2 separate regions of the Homo sapiens genome follow, and region 2 is linked to region 1. A link is a loop called in an ENCODE intact Hi-C map of the cell type or tissue named here. Cell type or tissue: Panc1. All regions are shown on one strand.

Region 1 (8,000 bases):
CCTATAGTGGCCCCTAAGTATTCAAGTGAAAGGAAGAGTTCTATGTGTCTCATTTTAAATCAAAAGCTAGAAATGATTAAGCTTATTGAGGAAGACATGTCCAAAGCTAAGATAGGCCAAAGCTAGGCCTCTTCCGCCAAATAGCAAAGCCGTGAATTCAAAGGGCAAGTTCTTGAAGGAAATTACAAGTGTTACTCAAATGAACACAAGAATGAAAAGAAAGGCTGGGCACAGTGGCTCACACCAGTAATCCCAGCATTTTGGGAGGCCGAGGCGGGAGAACACTTGAGGTCGGGAGTTCGAGACCAGCCTAGACAACATGGTGAAACTCCATATTTTTAGTAGAGACAGTGAAACCCTGTCTCTACTGAAAATATAAAAATTAGCCAGGCATGGTGATGCACACCTGTAGTCCAAGCTACTCGGGAGGCTGTGGCAGGAGAATCACTTGAACCTGGGAGGCAGAGGTTGCAGTGAGCCAACATTGTGCCACTGCACTCCGGCCTGAGTCACAGAGCAAGACTCTGTCAAAAAAAGAAAAAAAAGAAAGAAAGAAAGCCAAACAGCCTTATTGCTGATATAGAGAAAGGTTTAGTGGTCTGGATGGAAGTTCAAACTAGACACAACACTCCCATAAGCCAAAGCCTAATCCAGAGGAAGAATCCAACTCTCTTTAATGCTATAAAGGTTAAAAAAGGTGAGGAAGCTGCAGAAGAAAAATTTGAAGCTAGCAGAGGTTGATTTGTGACGTGTAAGGAAAGAGGCCATTTCCATAACATAAAAGTAGAAGGTGAAACAGCAAGTGCTGATAAAGAAGCTTCAGCAAGTTATCCAAGGGTCACTGATGAAGGTGACTACACTAAACAATACATTTCCTTCTTTTTTACTCAATCAGCTTTCTCAGGTTGAACACAACAGATTTTCAATGAAGACAAAACAACCTTATACTGTATTGTAAGAAGATGCCATCTAGGACTTAATAACTAGAGAGAGGAAGTCAATGCCTGGCTTCAAAGATTCAAAGGACAGGCTGACTTTCCTGGTGGGGCTAAATGCAGCTGGTGACTTTCAGTTGAAGCTAGTGCTCATTTATCATTCCAAAAATTCTAGGGTCTTTAAAAAGTATGCTAAATCTACTCTGCTTGTGCTCTGTAAGTGAACAACAAAGCCTAGATGACAGCACATCAGTTTACAGCATTGTCTACTGAATGTTTTAAGTCCATTTTTGAGATCTACTGCTCAGAAGAAAAAAAAAATTCCTTTCAAAAGATTACTGTTCATTGACAATGCACCTAGTCACCCAAGAGCTTTGATGGAGATATACAAGGGGATGAATGTTGTTTTCATTCCTGCTAACACAACATTCATTCTGAAACCCATAGATTGAGGAGTAATTTTGACTTTCAAATTTTATTATTTAAGAATTCATTTCATAAGTCTATAGCTGTCATAGATAGTGATTCTTCTGATAAACAAATTAAACTGAAAACCTTCTGGAAATGATTCACCATTCTAGATGCCATTAGATTCAGATTAAAATATTGACATTAACAGAAGTTTGAAAGAAGTTGATTTCAGTCCTCGTGGATGATGTTGAGGGGTTCAAGACTTCAGTGGAGGAAGTAACTACAGATTGAGTTGGAAATAGCTGGAAAATTAAAATTAGAAGTGAAGATGAAGATGTGAAGATGTAACTGAATTGCTGCAATCTTATGATCAAACTTAAATGGAGGAGAAGTTGTTTCTTATGGGTGAGCAAATAACATTATTTATTGAGGTGGAATCTACTCCTGGTGAAGATGCTATGAACACTGTTGAAATGATAACCAAGGATTTAGAATACTACATAAATTTAGTTATTAAGCAGCAGCAAGGTTTGAGAGGACTGACTCCAATTCTGAAAAAAATCTATTGTGGGCAAATGCTATCAAACAGCATTGCATGCTACAGAGAACTCTTTTGTGGAAGGAAGAGTCAATTGATGAGGCAAGCCTCATTTTCTTGTTTTAAGAAATTGCCACAGCCACTCCAACTTTCAGCCACTGCCACGCTGATCAGCAGCCAGCAACATCAAGACAAGACTCTCCACTAGAAAAAGGTTACAACTTGCCAAAGGCTCAGATAATTATTAGCATTTTTTAGCAATAAAGTAAACTTGAGGGGAAAGCAGTCATAACTGGGTGAACTACTGGAGGTGTTCAAATAGGAAAGAGGTGGTTCAGAGTTTTGAGAACATTGTTCTGACTGCAGAGTGCAGTATGAATTGGTGGAGGAGCATGAGATCCTAGTTAGGAGGCTGTAGCAATGGCCAACAGGGAGGGAGGAGGGCCTGAACCGAGGATTTCACCCTAAGAAGGAAACGTAGTGGAACGAATGTGGAGGAGGCAGCACCAGTGGAACCTTGTGATTATCAGGAGTCAAGGTCCTGGGTGGAGGAAAAATCAAGGGTCACAAGGGGATTTTGAGCCTGGGTTACTGGGACTATTGTGACACCCACCATTAATAAAAGTGTGTCATATTCTTTATCACCTCCAGGCCTTTACACATCCTTTTCTGTCTTGTAAGTTTGCTCTCCCAGCCCCCAATATTTTCCTCCCACTCCCTCTGGCTATTTACCCTTTACTGTCAAGTGGACATCACTTCCTCTGGGAAGAGTTCCCCAATTCCTATGTATAGTTTTGGTGCTTTCCTTTGTGTTTTCACTGTAATACATATTTATCATAACATATCTTACAGGCTACATAATATAATTAACTGTTTTTCCAAATCTTAGCTTGGATTTCCCCAAAGTGGAGCCTGAAAGAAAGACTTACATGTGGGCGATGTCAAACAAAAATTGTGGGAAGCCACTGTTTTCTACTGAGCTCCTCCATGAGGCCCCAGTTGTACAGAACAAACCAAATGCCACACAGTTGAACGGAAACTTTAAGGAAGCAGACAGATCCCCAAACAGATCAGTTTTTCCTGAAAACAGGAGATTCCAGTCTTGCTGAGTCAGTGTAATTGGGAAGTTCCCTATGCTTTAACCTTCACCAAAAAAAGTAGCCTGAAGTAACCCGATGTTAACCAATCAGCTTTTTTTCCCCTCATTATTCTGTTTCCTTGTTTCTGCCTAACCGAGTATTTTGTCATTGCCCAGTGGGAACTCTCATCCTATTTTTTAGAATGGAAGCTGACTGGATTCATGAATCACAAATGAAAGCCCATATGATTTATAAGTAAATTTGTTGTAATTTTGTCATTTGACAGTAGTTTATTTGGTAATGTGATTGCAGGGAGTAGGAATGAGGAATGAGAAAATGCAAAAGGGAATAAGCAGGAAGCCAGGACAAAGATGCTTTATCAGGTAGCCACCATTGTGGAGGCTCAATTCTACAGGAATCTTCTGAGAAGACTTACTAAATAAGAAGACAAGGGAAGAATTTATCCATCACCTTCCATCCTCCGTGGGTCAACAACTGTCCCACAGGGCATTCTGTCATTCACACTTTGCCCTAGCACTGTGCTGGCCATTCCCCCACAGTCATCCCAGGTAGTGGCACTGGGTTTTCCTGCTCTTACCTGAAGTCAGTCCAAGCCTTTGTGGAAATGGATGTTATAAACAGTGCTAGAACAAGAGGCAAGGCCAAGAATATTGAGAATTGTGTCTAAGAGTTATCTGAACTCAGAATTGAGGAAGAACATGATGGAATAGAGGAAAGGATAGTCTTGATGAGAAAAGAATATGTGAGCGCAGCATGAGTGTCTTGGCAGATAATATAAAGCTGGGAAAAGCTGACCTGGGGAGGAAGGGCTTGGGATCCCTCCATACTTCTGTCATCCCCGGCAGCTTTAATCATACCTGCCATCTATCATCTAGGACCATCTGCCTCCACTTTCATTTCAGGGTTTTATACATTTTTTCATTTTGGCAGTCCGTGAGTCATGCCTATGTTCTATGAAGAGAATTCAGGGATGATGATATGATTTGGCAATTATAGAAATAGAGATAATGTTAGAAGCCTTAGGAAAGGGTGAAATTGTCGAGGAAGACAATGCAAAATGAAAACAGAGTTTAACATAAAACTTTTGGTCAGAGGAAGGCAAGAAGCCACTGAATATAACAGATGGAATTAACCCAGCTGTTAGGAAAAAAACCTACAGCACAGAGGCAGAGACCTCATTGGAAAGGCCAGAGTGGGTGACAGGAAGTCAGTACAAACTATTCTTTCAAGATGTTTGGTGATAGGAAGGACAGGGCAGATGCTTGAGGGGGCAGTGTGGTTATAGGAATGCTATCTTGGTGTTTAAGAAGATATTTTTTATCATATTTAGAGTTCTAAGAGGAAGGATGAGTGGACAGGGGAGAAATGAAGGTGCCAGAAAGAAGATTAATAAGTAAAGCCAGATCTTGGAGAAGTTGTGGGGCACCAAGGGAACAGGTCTAACCTTAAAAAGGATGATGTAATAAGACTGAAATACACTTCATCTTTTAAATAGAAAGAAAGGAAGAATAAAAGAATGAGGACATTCAGAAATTTGGAGGTGTGGAGACGAACTGAAGGGTCATTTAACTTTATCAGGGAAGTTGAAGGCCGAGTCTTTCCCTGTAGGGGTGTGTGCATCTGTGCTCATGCATGTGCACTGGGGGGAAGGACAAGGCAAAGTGACAGGTAACAGTGAACAAGCAGACGTTTGGAGTTGGAGGCAAAGTGTGTTGTCTTGAACTCAGCCCTGGTTTTAAATTCTGGCTGCAGCTCCTACTAGCTTTGTTCTGGGCGAGCCACTTAAGCTGCAAGCCTCCCTCTCCTCTTCTGTAAAAGTGACAATGTAATCCCTATTTCCCATGATCACAGAGCTCATCCTGGTAAGTGTCCTCCTGGCCTCCCTCTGGGCCTCAATTTCACTAATAATGAACCCCTCTGTAATTTGGGGGCTTCTAACCATGGCAAGAGAGCCTATAATCCAGGTAGAGAACTCTTCAGGGTAGAGACACCAGCCAAGCTCTCTTCAAGTAGAAAAGGGAATCTAGAGACAATGACATTCAGAGAAATGACTGCTTTGGCTTCCAAAGCCAAAGCTCCCAATCTCTGTTTGAACTATTGAGCTGCCCTGGAAGCTCAGGGAGCAGGAAAAGAGGATGTGTTGTACTATCTGGTGTTAAAATAATCCAAAGGTCCATGCAGAAAAACAGGTGAGCAAAGCAAGCTGGCTGGCTGCCTTCAAGGACCCCAGCCCTCCTGCATCATGCTGGGCACTGTCTCTACCTCCTTCCATCCCTGTTTTTTCCATGTACCCCCCACCTTGGCTCTGTTAGGTCTCACACTTGTAGGCTGATGCACTATGATTTAAGGGTGATCCTCCCTGGAGGATTCCAACTCAGAACTGTGACTGCTCCACACACCTTCCCCTCCTTTCCTCTCCTCTTTTACAACTGCCTTTTCCCCAAGTGTTTATACTGTAGTCTGCCAAGAAGAAGCTCTCAGCAAAGATAGTGGCCTGGTTTGGCCCTGCCTGTCACATGAAGACACAACAACTACTCCAGGTACAAATGTCAGATGGGGAGCATGGCCTAAATGACCTGCTGTGGGTCACAGTGGGAAGCAGTGTGCTGCTTGCTTCCTTCTAAGATGCAGTGTGCTGCTTGCTTCCTTCTAGGATGCAGAACAGGCCTCACCAGGTACCACTTTACATTTCTAAAAGATGAGGGAATAGTAACTTAAATTCTTGGAACAAAAAAACTGTGCCAGAGAGGAGAGAGAGTGAGGGAGAGAGAGAGAGAGAGGGAGGGAGAGAGATTAATTCATATCAGAAGGGCTCCAGGGAGATATAGAGAATGCAGAAGAAATCACTGATACATGTAGATGTTCTATTCTTCCAGCCACTGTTCTCCACCATCACTCAGAAGCCTCATTTTCTTTCTTTTTTTTTTTTTTTTTGCAGTTGCAAGATTTAATAGGGTGAAGACAGAGCTCCCATACAAAGGGAGGGGACTCAAAGAGGGTAGCCATTGCCAGCTTGAATGCCTGGGTTTATATCCCCATCATTGTCCCTCCCACTATGCTCTCAGGCAATAGATTATTGGCTATTTCTTTACCTCCTGTTTTTGTCTAATTAGCATTTTAGTGAGCTCTCTTTACTACCTGATTGGTCAGATGTGAGCTAAGTTGCAAGCCCCATGTTTAAAGGTGGAAGCAGTCACCTTCCCAGCTAGGCTTAGGGATTCCTAGTCAGCCTAGGAAATCCAGCTCATCCTGTCTCTCAGTCCCCCATCTCAACAGGAAAACCCAAGTGCTGTTGGGGAGGTTGGCCGACGACTGCTCTAACTGCTTCCTGCTGAATTGGGGTGTAGTAGGGGTTTTGCAGTTGAGATTTCCTCGGGAGGGGTGCCTTCGATGTCATTAACATTGGAGCATGGGCTAGCAGGCCGGTCCAGTGGTCTGTGGTAGATCTTAGTCATGGACTGCATCTGGGGCTCCATTTGAAGAATGTAGTTTTACAGCTTTAATTCCACCTACAAGTGTGTGCCACCACATCTGGCTAATTTTTCTTTCTTTTTTTTTTTTTTTTTTTTTTTTTTTGTACAGATGAGGTTTTGCATGTGCCCAGGCTGGTCTTGAACTTCTGGGCTCAAGCAATCTGCCCACCTTGGCCTCCCAAATAAAGTGTTGGGATTACTGGCGTCAGCCACCACAACCAGCCTGTCAGTTCAACCTTGGTATAGGGAGCCCACTGCAGTTCAAATTTTCCATCCAGTGAAGGCTGACGCATTCTGAAGCTTGCCTAAGAGGATTTGCTTGAAGGAGGTCAATGGTCCATGATAAAATACAGATTTCTAGAAAGTAATGAATATAAAAAACAATAGAAACTTTTGCTAATTTTGCAGGAGATATTGAATCATTTGAGTGAATTTGCATGTAAGTAGTCAATAATGTCATATAGACAGTTTTTAAGAAGAGACAAATTTTAAGAAATAATTTATCATTTGTTTTGCGAATGCTGCCAACAGACTTCTAGATCTTGAAAGATCTTGGAGTGAGTCTAGTCAGCTACCTCATATTACTCATGAGAAAACTCAGATCTGATTTGGCCAAGGAGACTAAGCTAATTAGAAGCTAAGCCATGGATGAAAACAGAGGTCCTTTGACTTTTCCTTATAAAATTAGTGTCCTGATTGTAAGTTTGGTCCTATTTATGAATATCTTTTATTTAAATTATAAATGTATATTCTACTTTGTTAAATTAAATGTGTATATTACTTAATACAAAATAAAATATAACTAAAATGTGAATGGTTTCTGAAATAAGACATTCTCATTTAATAGTAATAAAGTCCTGCAATACTTCATGGAGAAACTTATACCTTATGACTATTAAAGACAGAATATAATTTGTATTTTCAACTTTCAGAATCTTAAGAATTGTATCCTCCACCTGAAAATTTGTCTTAGAATGACAGTGTTATGGCTTGGACTGTACCCCCCAGAATTCCCTCTCTAGCATGTTTCTGGATAGGGTGGACCACAAGGATATTCTCTCTTCAGAGTTGGAGGATGGATGGGGGCAGTGGCCATTTTGTGGACTATCCACACCTTATCCCAATTGTTTTGCCAAATGCTAATCTAGGTGCTGCTGAGCAGAGATTGTATAGACATAATTAAAGTCCCAAGTCAGTTTATTTTGAGCTAATAAAAAAGGGGCATCATACTGGTTGGGCCTGATTTAGTCAAGCCAAAGCCCTTTTAAGGAGCAACTAGACTCTTCCTAAAGTTCAGAGACTCCAAGCTTCAGCTCAAGCTCATGGGATTCCAGCTAGCTTATGACCTTCCCTTCCCAGCTGCCTGCTCTATGGACTCTGGGCTTGCTTAGCCAGCCCTCATGCATGTTTAAGTCAAATCCATTCCTATAAACATATGTATCTTATTGATTCTGCCTCTCTGGCTGAACCCTGACTGATACAGGCAGTTTTTGTAATTTATGTCTTAACCAGAATACTCTTTATCTTTTTCTCATTTAAGGTT
Region 2 (8,000 bases), 1.6 Mb before region 1:
TCTTTTGTAACAAACTGAAAAAATACAAGAGCATATCTTCATCTCTACTACCATGATCTTAGAAATTAGCTTCTGTACCTCCACTCACTACTTGCTCAATCTCTGGCCCAGTTTTATCATTTTATCACCAATTCCCTCTGGGACCAACTGTATCCTAGGTCAATAATTCAATTCTGGGACAACAGAGCTCCTTGCTCATCTCTGCAGGTTAGTGAGAAGATTGTAACACAGTCACTCATTAGTAAGTAGAAATAAAGTCTAGGTTTAATGGACACACTACTTCCAGTGATAAAAAGTAATCCTTGAAATATTTTTAAAGTATAAAGAGCTTTGGCTAGGAGTGGTGGCTCACGCCTGTAATCCCAGCACTTTGGGAGGCTGAGGCGGGTGGATCACTAGGTCAGGAGTTCGAGGCCAGCCTGACCAACATGGTGAAACCCTATCTCTACCAAAAATACAAATATTAGCCAGGTGTGGTGGCGTGTGCCTGTAATCCCAGTTACTCAGGAAGCTGAGGCAGGATAATCACTTGAACCCAGGAGGCAGAGGTTTCAGTGAGCTGAGATTGTGCCACTGCACTCCAGCCTGGGCGACAGAGTGAGTTTCTGTCTCAAACAAACAAACAAACAAACAAAAAAACAAAGAAACCCTAAATATATATATATATAATATATATATACACACACACATATATATACACATATATACACATACACACACACACACATACACACACACACATATATATATACACACATATATATAAAGATCTTTGAGTCCGTCTGATTACTTCCACAGGATGGGAAAGGGTTAACTCACTTTCAAACCACTTGGATTAATAGTAACATTATTTGTATAATATAAAGCCAGCTTCAAATAAATATCAAGAGGTTAATTCTATTAAATAACTTCTAAATTTTGTTACTCAGTACAATCAGTAAATGGTAAATGAAGCAAGGAAAAATACTTTTTCTTGAGTAAATGTTAAGCAAATGGTGGTATACATATAAACCCCACTGGTGACTTCTGCCTCTTTTTAGTATTATCATTGTGATGATTTGAGTTGTGACTACATGCCAGAATGATAAGTGCTTTACAAATATTATCTCTAATCCTCACAGTACTATAAATTAGGCTCTATTTTCCCTAATTCACAGATGAGAAAACTAAGTTTCAGAGGTTAAATAACTTGTCTTGGATCACGCATCTAGGAAAAGCCTCCTGGAAACCAAATTTCACTATATGAGTTAATAAAATTCATGTCTGACGTTGACCTAATCAAGGAATCTAGTGGTAGTACATGCTTGACAAGTGATAGAGTAGGTTCCATGTAACACCAGAAAGTAGATGAGGTCTGACTTCAGCACTTTCAGCCTTTTGATAATGTTCAGTATAGGACTGGGCCACCATTCTTTTCCTCTTTCCTCCACAAGTCTTGTCTTAATGAAAATCACAATAACAGAGCTATATACCTCAGTGAACTTGTTTTGTTATTTCTCTTAGGGAGATCAGAAGTTTTAGCCTCCGTCTAATTGTTAATAAAATGTTTTAACTGTGTTATGAGGATTTCAGGTGTAAGTTAGTAAGAGACAGGTATATTTTGAAGGGCCTTCCTTTTGCACATGAAATTCACAAAGATACAAATTTGTGAATTTCATGTGCAAAATTGGCTGCATAGTCATCTGTGTATTAGTTATTCTGTAGATAATCATTCATTGAAGATATATTTATTGAGTACCTTCAGTATGTCAAGCCCTATTCTAGTTGCAAGATAGACTACATAATTTGCAGGTCTCAGTTCTAAATTAAAATATGGAGTTCCTTGTTCCAAAATTAAGAATTTTAAGACGGCGACAGCAGAGCATTAAACAAGGCATACAGCCCTTCTAAGCTCTTCTATGTAACTGTGTAGCTCACACATCCACGAAGCTGACCCTGGCTGGGTGCTCAGGATATAACGGTGAGTAGAAACTGTTTATCCCCTCATGTAATTCATAGTCTATTAAGGGAGACAGATTGTAAACCAATGATCACATTAAACAATTTGATTATTTGATAAAAATAAAAACACACTAGTAATTATATACCAAAATAATTACCCCAAAGGGAAAGAGTGAAGTTCCAGAAGACAGTTTGTCAAAGAAAGATATCTAGGTTTATGCTCAGAGAAAGCTTTCAGGAGAAGTAATGTTTAAAGGCTAGGGAGAAATAAACTAGATGATGAGGGGAGGGAGGTGACCTCCAGGACAAGAGAGTATTTTATCAGAACACGCTCAGGTACTGTGGGGCAGGGTGTAGCATGTCATAGAACTGAAGGAAGGATTGTGTATGGCGAATAAAGGGGGAGTGTGGTGGGAGCCCAGATCAAAGAGATAGACACACCCAGACACTGAGCAAAACCTGGCCTTGTAGGCTTGTGTAAGGATTTCAGTCTTTATCTCAGGGACAATGGGGATCCACTAAAGAGTTTTAACCAGGGGGCTCAGAGTAAAGGGTCTGAGGCTGAAAGGGGTACAGAGTGGATACAGAGCCACCATTTAGGAGGCTGCTGTGGCAGTTAGGCTAGAGATAATATTGGCTTAGCCTGGGATAATGGCCAAGGTGGTGGGAGATGTGGGGAGTTCTTTGGGCAGGCACATACAGAAAGGAAGGAAAAACAGAAGACTTGGAGAATTTCTGGATGAACTTGTATAAGCATGATGCTAGCAGAGGAAGTTTAAAATGAGAGCCCAAATCACAGTTTGCTTGGCCTTGCCCATCCTAGAAACTAATTAGAAAAATGAGATAAATAAATATTTTGAAGTATGAGAAAGAGCAAAACACTTTCCTCTTCTACAAACCCATCTCACTTTGAAGAGGAGAAAAATCAGTGATTTTGTTTAGTCCCTTGAGTAATGAGAGCTGTGGGTGGTCACAGTTAGAGGTCTGAAGCCTCCTCTAACTCTACAGGAGCTGGATTGTACTAAAATGTCAGATCAGTCTGGAGGGGAAATGAATCAGAACAGCTGAAATGCAGAATTTTTGCTGTGTTCTCCCTTACCTAAGGGACAGCCATGGCTTTGCAACCGTTAACTTTCCTTGAAAAGGAATTCAGACTGCCTCTGAAAGATCTGCAGAGCTGTGAAGGCTGAAAAGCAAGTTATTCTTGCAAAGGTCTTTAAGTAAAACTGGCTGCTAAAAAACAACAACAACAAAACTATTCTTCCCTTGACATAGTCAACTTAAAAAAATTGTAATGGAGCCTTCTTAGCTTTTAAATTGAGGAACAAGTGGGTAAGAACAAACCAGAATCAAATAGTAAAGCAGGAGTTCCTTCTTCCTTTTCTTTCAATGCCCTTGCTTTCTCCCCACTATGCTGCCACAACTCCTACATCTTTTTAGATGCTTTTGTTTTCCAGGGACTGAATTCTCACTTCCCTGCTCAAGGGATCATCTCAACTTGTTATTCTCCTTAGAGTAATTTTTACAAGAACATGTTTATCATATTAGGAACAAATGTGTTTGGAACTGGGGTGTTTTAAACTCTCTGTTAATGCACAATGCTTTTCGGCAGCTGGCTAACTCCTAGCAAACTTGGCCTTACAAGAGGTCACCAGAATTAGGTACTAGGACTATGTACCAACCATGTACTAGGCACAGCTTATAAATACCTATTAAAGTGAAACCCACCCAGTATTCAGTTAGCAGTATGGGTGATTTGGTGAATTAAATCCATAATGAAATCCTATCAAAATCTCTCCCTCCCCACTGATCTATCAGAATTGCTAAAGAGCTCAGCTAACAAGCCTGTGTGCGACAGTTCAGTGTTATGCACAATCTGCTTTCTTTGGTCTTACTGTTGCAGAGAAATGGCAGGAAGTTAGGTATAAGGATTAAAAATAGGAGCATATAGACCAAATGTAGGCTGTTGACCTTTAAAAAAACTGATGCCTAGTTACACTAGAAGAATGTTATACAAGTATTTCTTTTATAATTGAAACATCTGCATGAATGCTTTCTTTTCTTCCACATATACATAATTTAGACATCTTAATTACAGTTGTATGCTTTGGGGTTTGATTGTAAAAAAACCAGGATGTCTTTTTGTCTGTTCTCCCTGATGTCAAAAAATTGATTACAAATTTTATAAACTGGTTTTTCTCAGTGAGGAAATTTCTTGTCTAATTTTAGCACCCCCCAACCATTCCTAAAACCATCGTCCCATGGATCTCCATGAATCGAACTGCATACGTGCACATCTCTCATTTGCATCTTTTCCTGATATTCATAAAACCTCCCACAAGTGAAAGGAAGGAAAGTGATACTCATGGATTGGTTTCCTGCCCACCATCAAGGCCTGGGATCATAAATAAAGTCTGGGGCTCCACTTGCTGCAGAGACACAGTAGATGGCAGTGTGCAACACAGAAGTGTGAGATTCCCGACCGTCTCAGCCTTGGATGGGCAACTGACTGGGAGGAGGTTGAATCTCTGGGCACGGATGCTGTTTTTCCAGCCTAGTCAGAGAGAGAGGTTGTCTTCCTAGGAAATGCTTTTTCTGCATAAACTTGGTTTTGCTGATTCAGTCAACTGCAGTTATTTGGGCTACTTTGGCACCAAAGAATGTTAAGCTTCTTTAAGCCTGAAAAATGTCTGTACTTCAAAACTCTACTTAAATGCATAAAATAATCTTTCACTTATATGATATGCTTCACTTGTCACTTATATGAACCTCCTTGTGCTTCATATTTTATTAATTTTATTAAAACAAGATCACTATGGATAACCTACAGATAAGCACTCTGGACATTTCATAAGCACATGTTGGATACACCAGGACTTGGTGGTTTGACTTTTCAGCATCGTAGGTGGACTAATATGAGTACCCCCATATACTCTCAAAGACCATATTTAATTAGGTGACTGTGTTGGATATTTTAAATCATTTTTATATTTCTGCATTATATGTTCCCCAAAATTTAGTAGTAATTCCTCAATAGACTTAAAGTATATTTAAACTTTTTTTTATTATAGAAGGTACAGGCGACTGGGGTCATTTTGCTGAATATTAAAATTACTTTCTTAATATAATTACTTTCTTATTATAAGCAAATAAATCATTTCTAGTATGATACTTATTATTAAACATTAGCAAAGGAGACCTTACTCAGCACCAGTAACAGATATTTTTAAAAAGAGAATTTCCCGAGAGGAAGAGGTCTCAGAGGAAAGGAGATATGTCGTATACAAATCATGTACAGCACTTAATTACCTTGAGATTTATTCATTTCAATAGACACACACCCACACACATTTTCTCAAGCCTTCCCTCCTGGCTGGATTTGTGTCTTAGGATTAGGGGCTTTGCTCTGATCTCTGTTTTACAGTGTTTGGCCTGTGTAGACTTTCCTACTTGGACTAATGTGCTCAATTGTATTTATCTTTCCAGACCTCTTGTTCATTTAGATTTCAGAGTTCTGTCCAATTCCATGGTCTCTTGGAAGTCCCAGCTTTGGCTTTTCCTGGCCTGACTCATTCTGTTGGCACCCAAGGCTGGCCCAGTTAGGCTGAACCACTGGGCATTTTCAGAGTTGCCACCATTTGACTAGAAGTCTTGGAATTCCAAACTTGGGTTGTTGACTGCAGGGTTCTCCTTCCTCAGTGTCTGAGACACAGGCTTTTGGTGATTGCCTTTCCCCTTGCGTTAAATGCTGCTGTTTCTCAGGGCTCTGACTCTAGGCCCTTCTTTCTCACTCTGCACAGTTTTCCTGGGCCGTCTCAACCACTTTTCTGGTTCCCAGTTGCCATTCCACTTCCGTGCTGATCACTTCCAAGTCGTTGTTGGTAGCCTAGATCCCTTGCCTGACCTTCAGAACTGTAGGCCCTCACATCTACAGAGACACTGACATGTCTCACTGGCACTTCCGTAAGACCAACATTTCACGCTTTGTTTATCCCACATATTGTTCTTCCTGCTTATCCCACTGATGTCAGCATCCATATCTGTGTCTAGGCCAGAAATCTCATATTCATTCTTGATTTCTTTTTGTTCCTCCAAAGAATGACTAAGTCCTGTTGATTCTGGCTCCTAAATATATTGGGAAACTATTGAAATTTTTTTTTCACCAGTTTCTTCTGCTGTTTCCTTCTATCAGGCCACCATCATCTTTTACTTGGATCTCTGTGACAGCCTGCTGACTGATCTCCTTGACTTCAGCCTTGCTCCTTTGCAATCCATTTCCCATGCTGCAGCTGAATTATATCCCTTGAATGCTCATTTGACCATGTTTTTTCTTGCTTAAAAAAACCAAAAAACTCTTCTATGGCTTACTTCCCTTGCTCTGACTCCTTCTTCTCAGCCATTAGGCCTCCACCTAGTCCACCTAGATTCCATTTTCTCTCTCTCTCTCTTTTTTGTTTTCTGAGACAGAGTCTTGCTCTGTCTTGAGTGCAGTGGCCTGATCTTGATTCACTGCAACCTCCGTCTCCCAGGTTCAAGCGATTCTTCTGCCTCAGCCTCCTGAGTAGCTGGGACTACAGGCGTGCGCCACCATGCCTGCTTAATTTTTGTATTTTTAGTAGAGACAGGGTTTCAACATGTTAGCCAGGCTGGTCTCAAACTCCTGACCTCAGGCAATCCACCTGCCTCGGCCTCCCAAAGTGCTGGAATTACAGGCGTGAGCCACCGTACCCAGCTGATTCCATTTTCTCCTAATACCTATCCTGATCCTTTCAAGCTTGTGCAAAGCACTCTTTCATCTGCTCTATAGCACGATGTGCTTTCCCTACCATAACATTTACAGAACATGTTACATTTGCTAGTTTACTTGTCTCTAACCCTCACTAGTCTGCAAGTTCAGGAACTATACTTAGCTTGCTCATCTATTTTATATCTATAACTTAGGAAATTACCCCAAATATTGTAGGGACATGGGATACAGGGGTATAGTAGTGTATTATTTGTGGTAAGAATACATGAAGAAATAAACTCATTGCAAATTATCAATGCATAATACTTGTTGGTCACTTCCCGTAGGACGGTTATGGTAATGGGTAATTGGAATTGTGTTAGGGTGGGAGGAAGGCTTGTTTAGAAAAGTAAAGCTATAGCAATTATCTTGAATCCATTCATGTAGGATAGGTTCATTAACACTGGTTTGGAAGGTCTTTGATGATTTTTTTTTTTTTTTTTTTTTTGAGACGGAGTCTCGCTCTGTCGCCCAGGCTGGAGTGCAGTGGCGCGATCTCGGCTCACTGCAAGCTCCGCCTCCCGGGTGCACGCCATTCTCCTGCCTCAGCCTCCCGAGTAGCTGGGACTACAGGCGCCCGTTACCACGCCCGGCTAATTTTTTTTTATATTTTTAGTAGAGACGGGGTTTCACCGTGTCAGCCAGGATGGTCTCGATCTCCTGACCTCGTGATCCGCCCGCCTCGGCCTCCCAAAGTGCTGGGATTACAGGCGTGAGCCACCGCGCCCGGCCGGTCTTTGATGATTTTAAGAAATAAACGTAACTTGTATGGAGGTTCTGGAAAGAGAATGTCTGAAACAAGTCAAAATACATTCTCCTTTTTTATATATATGTAGATGTGATTAAAAAGGTATATATGTAAGCAGCAGTCCACTGCAACATACTATAGACAGTCTTGTCTACTTCACAACATTATTTCCCTTCTCACGTACTGGTCTTATCTCCCTTCATCATGCTATAACACAAAGGACATCGGCTGTGCCATTCCATGATTTTTTTCTGGAAGGGATCCTAGTACTTAACGGAGTACCTCAAAGATAGTAGACGCTCAATAGATGTTCATGTGCTCTTGGGTGTTGCTGGCTTTCCTGGTAACTTCTGAAGAAGAATATTTATTTTGATTAGTTTATTTTGCCTAACGTCCTGACAATGGGCAACATGCTACTAAGATCATGTGTTGTGTTTAGATGACAGTTAATTGAAAGATTTCACTGCATAATTGAAAGATTTGACTCTCTCTACTGAGTTCACAGGACTGTGCTGACTCTGCTAA

Evidence for each region. Hi-C counts contacts between places; a loop is a spot of excess contacts. Peaks named below come from ENCODE experiments on the same cell type or tissue, not always from the same donor. Only the 100,000 strongest peaks of a DNase experiment are listed, where the experiment ranks them.
Region 2: a loop joins it to region 1, with 2.5 times the contacts of the local background. A loop is called at or near these places in 15 of 110 quality-filtered maps.

Annotation. Positions count from the first base shown.
Region 1 is chr6:113,891,037-113,899,036 of GRCh38, forward strand. No RefSeq gene overlaps it. Among named protein-coding and RNA genes, the nearest start is that of LINC02880, 9.4 kb to the right of the region's middle. In Panc1, no CTCF peak of the experiment used is centred here; no DNase peak of the experiment used is centred here.
Region 2 is chr6:112,332,970-112,340,969 of GRCh38, forward strand. No RefSeq gene overlaps it. Among named protein-coding and RNA genes, the nearest start is that of RFPL4B, 10 kb to the right of the region's middle. In Panc1, CTCF peaks have their summits at 4,379 (motif pointing right) and 4,619; a DNase peak (open chromatin) is centred at 4,402; H3K27ac peaks cover 279 bases.